Regions from separate parts of the Mus musculus genome. Here region 2 is linked to region 1. A link is a contact called in ENCODE Hi-C or POLR2A ChIA-PET data. All regions are on one chromosome and are shown on one strand. Each heading gives the region's core, a stretch centred on a gene start or an enhancer-like site at or near the end of the contact. The rest is flanking DNA. Distances are from core to core; before and after follow the strand shown.

Region 1 (5,959 bases), core at 1,720-4,219:
TAGTAACTTTGAAATATATGCAAACTGTCACACAGATGTTTGCAGATGTGGTCCATTAGCGGTTAAAGAATGACAGTCCACAACATGGGAGACCTACTTCATCACTCCGTGCAGAGAGCTGAGCCTTCTCAATCTCTCGTTGAATAAATGGAAACCATTTTGCAATCGCTTCAGGTTACTGTTCACTTCAAACAAGAAAATCTGTATTAGTATTCCTACAGGGGATTTGTAATTTTAGTCTCACGAGTCCAACACATAACAGATGAACTACTTTTTAAAATACCCCCCACAGAGTTGATATTTGGGGGAAAAACATAACTTGCAGTTTAAAAATGCAAATACATTTATTTATTTTAAAAGAAGCAAAACGTGAAACGTCAGAATGGGCTGATGAGAAGCGAATGTTTCCCCGGTGCTGTTCATTTGTTTGCACTGGAGAGAAAGGCTCTGCTCACCAGGGCCACTTCACACAGCAGCGCTGACCTAAATTATCTTTTGCTTTCCATCTTGGTATTTGGCTGCACAAAAGAAATGTAAAAAAGAGAGAAAAGAATTTCTGCCAAACATTCGCCAAAAGTTGAGACTACTAATTCAGTAAGAATAACTTCATAGCTCTGTCATGCTATATTTGTTTGGATGGATGGATGGATGGATGGATGGATGGATGGATGGATGGATGGGCAGATGGATGGATCGATCAGTGGATTAATCAATGGATGGATGGATGGATGGATGGATGGATGGATGGATGGATGGATGGATGGATAGATTGATCCAGGAAGGGTCACATGTAATTGATATTTATTTACTTACTTAGACATGGTGTCATATAGCCCAGACTGGCCTTCAACTCCTAACTCTTTTGCATCCACCTGCAATTGCAGGCATCTGCTATCACTAACAACAACATCTGGCGTTGTTTTACAATGTCATGGCTTCATCAGCTCATTGTTAGAGCAGCATCATGGTTTAGATGACATAGTCTCGGCAGACAGGTGTAGTTTTGGAGGTGAAGTCCTTTGCTTCTACTTCTATTCTAACAATGAGGATGTGAGCCTCCAGCTCTCCTTAAAACCTTCTGCATTGCCAGGTCGTGATGGCGTACACCTTTAATCCCTGTACTCTGGAGGCAGAGGCAGGCCAGTCTCTGAGTTTGAGGCCAGCCTCCTCTACAGAGCAGGTTCCAGGTCAGCCAGAGCTACACAGAGAAACCCTGTCTTGAAAAAAACAACCGTCTTCTTTGTCTCCCTACCATCTGTTTCTATTATATATAATAAATATCACTGGAGCTTTCTTCCTAAGTTTCAAAGAAAAGGCAGAACAAAAAACCAAAATAATCAACCTCCTCTATCTCAACTTGAATTCTTTCTCTAATATTTCTTTTGTTTTTCCCTTTGAGCAATAGTTTTTATTTCTTCATCATTACAATTTACATTTCCCTGATTTGACTATAAAGCTCATGCAGAGCATAGCATAGCATATTTTATTTATTTATTTATTTATTTATTTATTTATTTGATATTTTCTTTATATACATTTCAAATGCTATCCCGAAAGTTCCCTATACCCTCACCCACTCACTCCTGCTTCTTGGCCCTGGCATTCCCCTGTACTGAGGCATATAATGTTTGCAAAACCAAGAGGCCTCTCTTCCCAGTGATGGCCAACTAGGCTGTCTTCTGCTACCTATGCAGCTTTCTTCCCCGGCATTTCTTTTCATAAATTGACATCATATAGGAATAAGATATGCAGTATACATTGTCACTAAATCATCCCTCCCCATGCTCTCCCAATGTCCAGTCTAATCCTAGTTTGTTTACTGTGTTCCTTCTCCACAAATCCAGGAGAACTGGGAAGACAGTTTATGGGGAGGGAAACAGAACTGAGAAAAGCTGGACTTCTCCTTTGCAGACAGTTGGTAGCAACTGGGGGGAAACTAAAACTCTTCACATACTCTTAGCTCATCCTAATGGTTACACTTTCCTGACTATCCAGCCAATGCCTAAAGCTGTTCACAAAACTTCTGGAAACTTAAAATCCCAAGCAGCGAGAGCTTGATAAATTGAAGACGCTCTTCACTTCCTCTCAAGAGCCTCGGAGCACCGAAAAACTCGCCGAGGAGAGCTACTGCAGCCGCTTTGCACAGCACATTTTTGCTGTAGAGATTTGGAGTGGTGTAGGTCGAAATTTTGACCCTAAGCACCGGGAAGTTCCCGCCCATGATGTGAATCCCGAGAAACATCTGGAGTCTTGTGCAGTGAATCTCTAAATCTTCATTTCCCCATGTGGTGCGCACACAGGTTGTACGTTATGATTTAATCAGCTGTCTTTAGAACAACAGGCACTTGGAATTCAAACACATTAGAAGGGATGGTGGTGTTTTGAGAGTAACAGCAGGACCACACTTCTGTCCCAGAGCAGCCCTGGCCGAGAGTTCCTAGGATCCTTTTACACTTGTACAAAGTAAACTTTCCTTCCTTTGGTCAAAGGGACAGGGCATGCGCTATCTCAAAGAAAATCCACTGCTCTTGCGCCTCGTGACTCACCCAGAGACTTGGTTCAACATTAGGTCACCGTGGAACACTGACTGTAGCAGAAACACATAAAGTCTCCAAACGGGGGAGAGGAGGACGCTATTCCGGAATCCTGTTGCCAGAGTAACATAAACCCAGTGTGTTTTCACAAGGAAATGAGTCACTTGTTTCTGTTGGCTAAAACTCTGTTTTCTTTAATTTCATATTTTAGCTTGTTTAATATATGCCGAAAGAGCCCAGGGTTTCCAGTTTTCAGACTGGGATAACTTGCTAATTAAAAGCTCAACAGAGGGTTTTGCATGGCAATTAAACCAAAGGGGATAAAAGGAACACTCTGGCAAGCAGAAGCACACAGGGAACCAGAACGGGGAAGCAAGAGCACTCAGGGCACAATCAGCTGTCCAGAGGGAACAGGAGGGGGATGTGCACCAGGAGGCCCCCAGAAGAAAACAACTCCAAAAGTCATCCACTGGAATGATACAGCACCCTCAGACCAAGTTAACATCTCCTTACCCGGATTCACTGGGTACTGGCATGTTTTTCTTTCTTTTAGATGGTCTACATTAGAAGGCATAGGAGTCACAAGGGCCACGAGATGCAGACTGGAATATAGGCAAGGAAAGGGAGAGCAACCATCTATGGGGCATCAGGAAGCAACAAGGACTGCGACATTCAGCAGAAAAGTCCTCAGTGTTTGGTATAGATGGCATGCATCTGGTGGTTGGGTTTATCCTGTGGGGTTCTAGATGAGGCTTTTTTTTTTCCTGAGATGCTAAAATATCATTTCTCAGTTTCCTAGGAAGGCTATCGTGTGTGTGTGTGTGTGTGTAATAAAAAAAGGTCAACCTTCCCTTAGACTTACTGTAAGTATCATACAGTTAGTTATATACAGAGCATCCCAGTAACAAAGAGGAGAGAGGGGGTGGGGGAAGGGGAGGGGAGGGGAGAGGAAAAGAGAGAAGGAGGGGAGGGGAGGGGAGGGGAGGGGAGGGGAGAAGAGAAGAGAAGAGAAGAGAAGAGAAGAGAAGAGAAGAGAAGAGAAGAGAAGAAAGAGAAGAGAAGAGAAGAGAAGAGAAGAGAAGAGAAGAGAAGAGAAGAGAAGAGAAGAGGAATCAGACCTGGATAATTTTTAAATGCCATCAGAGAGACTGGAGGAATAAATAGGGAAATGAAGCTTCAGTGTAAGGAAAGAAAGCTGGCTGATAGCCTTGGTTATAGGCAACAGTAGGGAAGCCAAAGGAAGAGGGGATTGGGGACAATATCTATAGTGATAGGATCCTTAGGAAGTCAAATGTTCCCATAAGGCAATAAGTGGAGGGTTGGTTTCAGGGGCTGCAGAAGAGATTCTTATCTACAAAGTAGGTAGTACTGACCTACTTACTCAAATGTTATGAAAAGCAAGCACTAAAACCCACCCGTAGTTATACAAGCTGACCATGTATTTGAGGAAAGACTAGCAGAAGGGGAAGTGGAAGCTGTATTTAGTATTTGACTTCCTTTCTAACATTTTTACTTGATATTCAATGCTAGGCTCCAACACCAGTATTTAAGATTCATAGAAAAGCTTTCTCCTCTAAACCAGAGAGTCCTCATGGCTTCCTCATTTCTGCCAACGTTGCTATCATTCTGTCTGTCTGTGTGACAATCTGTGTGACAATCTCAGACTCCAGAGCCGCCTCTGAGTCTTCCCTTCCCTTCCCTTCCCCCCTCTACCCTGCATTCCCTCCTTCTTATCTCCTTATCTCCTTCTCTGCTTCCCTTCCTCCCTCTCTCCCTCCCTCTCCCCCCCCCACACCCCCACATCCTATGTGTCTGATCACTCACCACCTCACCACACTTACAGGGTTTTGTGTAGTATTCTATTATTCTATTGTGTAGACATGCCTTCTTGACTTTTTTTTTTTTTTTTTTTTTTTTTTTTTTTTTTTTGTAGCCAAGTCCGTCCTTGTCCAGAACCCTGGCTGTCACTTCACAGCTCATTTATCACAGCCATTTTCTAACTGGTCTCTGCCTGCAGTCACTCACTCCTGCAATCCATCCTAGTGGTTACTGCAGATGGGCTGTTGTGAAATTCCACTAAACATGTGGGGTGGGGCTGTGGGGAGCTCAATCCTGCTCAAAGCTACCATGACATCCAAGTTTAGGTATGCAAACTAGTGCTCAAGTTCTCCATATTAATAGTTCCTCATTCACCCAGCTTCATCTTCCATGCCTCTCATCTGAAATCCTTCTCTCTGAGCATGTCACTCCCTCTCCTTTCTCCCCTCCCCCCACTTAAAGATGCTCCTCCCCCTGGAAAATAGCCCCACCCATTTCATTCCTACACTCTCAGGTCTCACCTCGCTGACCAGCTCCCTCCTCCCCAAAGCTTGCAGGTATTCTGCGCCATAATCCAGCTTATATTTATTTAAAATTTTTAAATATTTAAAAAGTGAATTTGGATCTTGTTCAAAAATAAAATCGTACCTTTCTAGACAGGTGTACTGGACTGTACCTGTAGACCAGTATACTCAGAAGGCTAAGGCAGGAGGATTGCTTGAGATAAGGAGTTGCTAACCTACCTGGGCAGCCTCTTGAGACTGCCATCTCAAAAATAAACTAAATGAATAAAGAATGCTTAACTTTCTGAAGAAAGGTCTTATTGGAGGATTCTATAGTTTCAGTGACATTCTATATTCTCAGTGAATACACAGCCTATAGTGAGTATTTCTTGAATAAAGAGGGTAATTATCTTAATAATGTCATCTGTAGCTTGTGAGGCTGAGTTGAATGTTTTTAATACATTTTAATGAGTGTGTTTTCAAGATGTTCATAACTTCCTTTATAGACATCATTTGTTCATCTTTCATGCATGTCTGAAAAATTTAAGAACATTAATTAAATGTCTAATCAATTTGCATCATAATTAGTTCCCTCCAAATCCTTATTTAGCACCATGGTCTTTTTTTTTTTTTCCTTTAGAAACATTTCTTTCTTCTCTAGATATTTTTCCTGCAACATCTGCATTTGTATTATGTAGGCTTCATTAATTCTTCATTTTATCCTTGTATTTTTAAGCCACTACTTAGCTTCTATAGTTTACACTAGAAAAGTACAATGTATATATACAGTCTTCTATTTTTTCTGTTGAATAGAGTAATTTACAAGAAATGACTATACGCATTTGCGACTTTGGCAGATGAAAGCAAATCAGCACCTGTATGAATGTGAGCCCATGCCCACAGACGCCATGAACACCTGTCTCTGCAAGGCTTTACTCTTGCAGTGCATTGCCAGACTTTTAAGAGGTTCTGTAAGTTTCATGAGTAGAAAAATTACTAATGGTAGCAGCTTTTAAATCACCCCTATTGAAGTTTAATTAATATAAAAATCTGATTACTTTTTGACCAATGCATATACCTATGCAGTCACTACCACAGCAGGCA
Region 2 (5,959 bases), core at 2,121-4,620, 260 kb before region 1:
GGGAGAGGGCCTGTGTTGTATGAGCATGAGGACCTGTGTTCAAATCCCCGTTACTCACATATATGTCAGGCATGGCCCCTCCCCCTGCTTAGCCCCAGTGCTGAAGTGAGCAGAGACAGGTAATGCCTCGGAGGCTGTCAGCCCCACAGCTGCGCTAAAGTAAAATTGTTGGTGTATCCATAAGGTGGAGAATGATAAAGCAGGGTACCTGATGTCCTCTGCACACTCAAATGGGTGTGTGCACTGACACACGCACACACAGGCGCACACACACACAGAGACACTCATACAGACACACAGACACACGCACACACAGAGACACTAATACAGACACACGCATACACAGAGACACTAATACAGACACACAGACACACACACACAGACACACACACACAGACACACAGACACACACACACAGAGACACTCATATAGACACACAGACACACACACACATGAGAATCTATTATAATAACTAACATGAAGTAAATTGGTATATTAAGCACATAAGTCTATGCAGATTTGAATGGTGTACATTTAGATGTGACGTAGTCACCTCGCTATTTCTTTGCCACGTGTCACATCTTCTCTCACCTCTGCTTTGTCTTGTCAAGAGATGTGCAGGTGAGTGATCTTGTTTCTCCTCATTCGTATCACCACTTGATATTGTCAATAGTTCTAAACTTAGTTCTTGTGATAGGTGCCTCGTGATGGGTTCAGTATGAATTTCATAGCGGCCAATGATGCTGAACTTATCCGTTACCATTTGTATTTCCCATTTGCAAAAGCATCTACTCTAAGTCTTTGCCCCCTTTAAAATGGAAATATTTTGTGTAAAAAAATCACATGTATTTATGGATTATGTGTTTGTGGGTTGGTGGGTGCGCATGCCACAGTGGGTGAGTGAGGCACTCTAAGGACGGTTTGCAGGAATTAATTCTCAAGGATCAATTTGCATCCTGAGGACTGAACTCTGGTTGTCTGTCAGTTAGGCTGGTGACAAGTACCCCTGCCCACAGACTGTCTCACTGGTCTAGGCTGGTTTCATACTATTGGGGTTTGAAAATTCTTCATGTTTTCTGGATATGAGCCTGATATGCATTTTATAGATATTTTCCCCCAAGACGTTCTATTCTGATTCCAGTGCCTTTCCTAAAGTGACATTTTAAAATCCCCCGCAGTCTTGGGATTGATGTTGACTATGCAGATGCTGTCTGATGCTCCATCTCAGACTCTTGATCATCTCATCCCCATAATATATAATATAATGTATGGGCTGTGGCTGTGGTTTGGGGTCCCTTCCAGATTAATTCTCTAGCAGATTAAAAGAAAACAGACAACCTAAGTGATTTACTTTTAAAACCCATGCAAGAGGGATGGCTCAGCAGGGTGTTCTGACCTTGCTGAGGAGAGGACCTGAGTTCAGTTCATAGCACCCACTATGACAGCTCATGACTACTATATATAACTCCACCTCGTGTGTACTCTTCTGGTCCTTGCACACTCTACTCACGCGAAATACCTTCCCATAGAAAAATACTTAAAAAAAAAAGGTCTTTAAAAAAATCAGTGCAACGTGTGATATATTTATTAGGTATTTTTATCCACAAGTAGTTCTGAGTCGGGCTTAGGAAGGCAGACTCTGCCTCTTATCAGCTAGCTTTGCATCACCTATTATGGGATGCTAGAGCACCACCACTGGAAGGCTCTTAGAGGCCAGGTGGTAAACGCAGGCCATGGATCAGCAGCATCAGCATTACCTAGGAGTCTGTAAGAATTTCAAAGCCTGGACCTTACCTTACCCCAGGTTAGAATTTGCATCTTAATGAGATCCCCAGGTGCACATTAAAGTTTCTGAAACACAGCTGTTCAGTTGGTCTGGTTTTCCTTCAGATTTTCAAACAAAAGAAACCGCAGTCCAGAGAGAGCAAGGACAAGAGCCGGGAAGAGAATCTGACCTTTTTATTTTATGGCTTGTGTGTAGGACCATGCACCACCCACCTCCAGCATCCCGATGACAGCCGCAGCCCAGACTACCCCCATCTCAGCTCTGTGAGAGCTTCGGCATTCTTCATCAGGAAGAGAATAGTCTTTCTGAGTCTTCCTCCAGAAACTCCTCCCTCCCTTCTTATTCCCAGTATCCTCTAAGGATACTCAGCTTTCAAAATGCAGACTTCCAAATTTTCGTAATAAAATGAACTAAAAACTCTTTGGGGAGGAAAGTGATTTTCCCGTTGCATTTGTTTACTCTCGGTGAGCTCCTGAGACGGCTAACACACTAGTTGTTAATCACACCATCTGTTCAAACGGCACTGTGGAACCATTACATTCATCCTTTCTTCTTTTTACGGAAAAAAAAATTTCAGAACACTATGTTTGCGTCTGTTTTGCTCCATCACCTGGCAGTGTAGTGTAAGCTAGTTAATCTTTCCAGTTGAAAATAACTTTCAATTGGCAAATACGTATTTTTAATGTTCATATATCACATACACAGACTCCTCCCCCCCCCAAAATGTGTCCTTTGACATTCCAAACATGGAAAACGCTAAAAGAAAAAGAAAATCTGTTACAGACTGTATGCTTGTCAAAGTTTTAAGCATTTGATTATATTTAAATGAAGCATTCAGGACGATGATTTGTCTGACTGACCCGGAAAATATTTTCCCCGTTGGCCCTGAAGATGGCAGTGCTGTGCAGTTTAGAACAGCTCTTCGTTTCCCCCCCCCCCCCCCACCCCCCCGCCTCACCTCCCCCCCTAAGGAATTTCTGGAATGGCAGAAAGTGGGGGAGGATCCACCAGATCTGAACCTTCTAACACTTAGCACAAACCTCTCCTGAACCCTGGGACAATCTGGTTTGTCTTTCAGTCTCTTTGTTTTTGTTTAAGACTGTACCTTATTCGTTTCCTGTTTCCAGTCGCAATAGAAATGGGACTAGTTGAACGATTATTCCCATGTCGCGGGTAGCCAAGGAAGCGACTATAGCTTACCGAGAAGCTGGTTTGCAACAGCCTGCCTTTTTTTTTTTTTTTTCTTTAATTCTAACAAAGGCTTTACCCAAGATAAACTGAATACTAGAGGTTTTGAGAGCCCACTGGGACCACATCTCTGGCAGCCTCCCTCCGTCTCCTAACTCGGGACGCCTGTTGTATCACATTCTTTACATTTTATTAGCAGGGACTAGAAGAGTCGGTTTGGGGCAGCATATACCAAAGGCGGTCTCTTGACCCTGTCATTGTGAGGTGTTGGCGGGGAGAGAGAGGGAAGAGGCGTGTATATGCCTAACTTTGGGGACTCTTAAAATAGGGTTGTTTAACTAGCCAGAAAAGACTTATTGAAAACAAGCACACGAGGGCTCTTATGTGACATTCTGTCACCAATAAACCAGTAGTGCTTATGTCCTCTGAGCCAACTTCCCCCACCCCCACCGTGGCAAATGCCTCAGCAGTATCTAATTTAACCTTCACCACCACTGTCTGAGGCAGACACAACATCCCTTTGCTGGAGGTTTTTGCCTTTATACGTGGAAACTAAGGTCATGAGACTAGATAAAATTGTTGGGCTTTACATTTTGAACTCTAGAATATGCTGAAGCATTCATCGCCTTGAATTTTGGTTCAATGGAGAGATAACAAAATATTAAGCCCTTATCAATGAAGCATATTTGGTACCCACTTAATGATAAAGAAAAGGAGAGGCCAAGGCTCTAGTACGTCATTCTACCAAGGGCTACACAATTGCAGAGAAGCCAAGCCCCCAGGAAACATACCATTTGTTTTGAAAAAAAAAGGGGGGGGGTGGTTCTAGATAGAAGACTGTATGATGTTAGGCATCTTAATCTAGTGCAACATCTTTAAAGATGAGGGCAACTTAAGAATCGTTCCCTATCTTTTTTCAAAATTTCCACTTGGAGTTTTCAAAGTCAAAGTTTCCCCTCCCCCATCCATCTTGTACTACAAAACAACCATCTCTCTCCCCTTGTGGCGCCTCTCCTACCCCCCCTTCCCCACTTCTCTCCTCTCTCCTCCTCTTCTTCTTCTCTCTCTCCCCCCTTCTTTCCCCTTCCCTTCTCCCTCTCTCTGGCTAAGAGTGCAAAGCAGCTGGGGTGGAAGGTGAAAGATAAAAGCACAAGGATAATCTATCTGTTAGTATTTCAAAATTGTTACTGCGACCAGAAAGAAGGCAGTGTTTACCCTTCTCCCCCAAATGCCTTGGGCGGAGATCACGTCCTACAGAGATTAGACTAATTGGAGGCTGCTGAGGATAACTGGAGAAGCCCCAATCTAAGTCCTCTCAGTGGGAAATGGCTCCTTTGTTAAGGATCTAAGTTCACTTAAACTTCTTCTTAGAAGTTTGTTTTGAATAAAGATTAGATCAATCTGGGCATTTATGACCTCAAAATGAAATTTCTTCTTGGCAAGTATGCCATGGTTTACCAGATACTTGCTGGGAATGTCGTTTCTTTTCTTTTAAGTCCTTCCTTCAGAGTCTATCTTAAATCAACCTTGTATTTCCAGATCTCCTCTTGATCATTCCAGCCAGTGTTGCTCACCGCCCCTTCCCATTATCTACAGACCTTCCATTTTAGCAATTGGTTCACTTTCAGTTTAGAGACCTCTTTAATACTGCTAAGTTTTATTTCCTCTTCCAAGTCAATACAGTGTAGAGTTTGCGTTTGTTTTTTTAATTTTTTAATTTTTTTTTTATTTTTATCTTTGTGTCCTCTAAAACGTCATCTTGCAATGGATGAGCATCAGTTAATTTTGCGAGGAGACCGTTTCTTCTCTGGCACTCTATCACTATTGCATGCTTAACGCAATTATTTCTTCAAACAGTGCTGTACCACAGTTTTGTATTTGAGACCAAACCTCACACAATTACAGCGGAAAGTGTTAAATCTAGCCTCTTCACAAAGGAAAGGAACACCCGTATTAGACCTGTCCTGATGCTTCATGAGAGAAATGAAATATTGTCTTAGCCATGGCTTTGAAGGAAAGGTTGGGATACCTAGGCCTTTTTGGGGACCAGAGATTGAGAACTGTAGACACTAAATGTGTTAAAACAAAACAAACAACAGTATCTATTATATGGTGTTCTCTACTAAATGTTGTCTCTAAGTGTTGCCTAGAGATTCCCAAGGGGTTTCAACACAGCTCTATTAGAGAGCCTCTGAGTCTTTCTGGTGTGTGGGTCAGCAGGAGAATAGAGTTTCTTTTCTCTGTACTTTCTAAAGTGGCTACAGGATTTACAGTTTTTCTGCTAATCCTTTGTGTAAGACTCTATTTGAAATGAAGATTGTTTTGTTTTGTTGTTTTTCTTGCCAAGAGGCTATGGGGGCAGAGAGACACATGGTTCTGATATCTGTATTTTCAGTGGTCATTTCCCTTTATCAATTGTTTTGAAATTTGAAAATCTCTCACCTAAGCTGTTGGAAAAACATTTATCCACAAGGAAATGACTCCCAGAGATGTCCTCTGGGTGATGAGAAAAAAAAACAAAAAACAAAAAACAAAAAACAAAACAAAACAAAACAAAAACAGTGAGGCAAGCTCCAAGATGAAGAGGGGGCAGAATTTAGGTCTTGGAGGGCCTCTCCATGTGCCACAGCCTGGCTTCTTCTTATAAAGCTAAATGAAGATTCTATTTATGTGTGTGTACATCCCCTTCTATCTATACACATTTTTATATAGCTCTTATAGTTCTTTCTATATATGTTTCTCATCTCCAAATATAACTTTTTCTTGAACTGAATTAAATTATGAACCCTGGTACTTTCAAATTTTAGATGCTGAGTGTGGCGGGGGTGGGGTGAATGTGGCAAAGAGGGGGAGGAGAATACTAAAGAAAAGATGAGGTAATACCAAGGGCAGCATCTCCTTCTGCTACGCCCTGTCCTCACAGCTGCCACGCCCCAGAGCTGGACGTAGCTTTGCCCTATTTTATTAGGGATGATATTTCCAAGA

The links. A loop is a pair of places that touch in the nucleus more often than their neighbours do. ChIA-PET counts read pairs that join two places held with the same protein, here RNA polymerase II (POLR2A).
Region 2: a loop to region 1 is called in a map of heart, with 4 times the contacts of the local background. The contact joins two enhancer-like sites. A Hi-C loop is called at or near these places in 2 of 37 maps with a recorded cell type or tissue (both heart). POLR2A ChIA-PET finds 5 or more read pairs at or near these places in 1 of 5 experiments (Patski).

Annotation. Positions count from the first base shown.
Region 1 is chr2:61,135,746-61,141,704 of GRCm38, reverse strand. The region is part of intron 2 of Gm39833 (a long non-coding RNA gene); the gene reads right to left. Among named protein-coding and RNA genes, the nearest start is that of Gm39833, 11 kb to the right of the region's middle. Within about 2 kb of position 2,969, at least 1 of the 3 ENCODE cell types and tissues checked has a DNase peak (open chromatin) inside an H3K27ac peak, as active enhancers do; it is heart, where a contact is called at or near this core.
Region 2 is chr2:61,399,186-61,405,144 of GRCm38, reverse strand. No RefSeq gene overlaps it. Among named protein-coding and RNA genes, the nearest start is that of Gm39834, 32 kb to the right of the region's middle. Within about 2 kb of position 3,370, at least 2 of the 3 ENCODE cell types and tissues checked have a DNase peak (open chromatin) inside an H3K27ac peak, as active enhancers do; they include heart, where a contact is called at or near this core.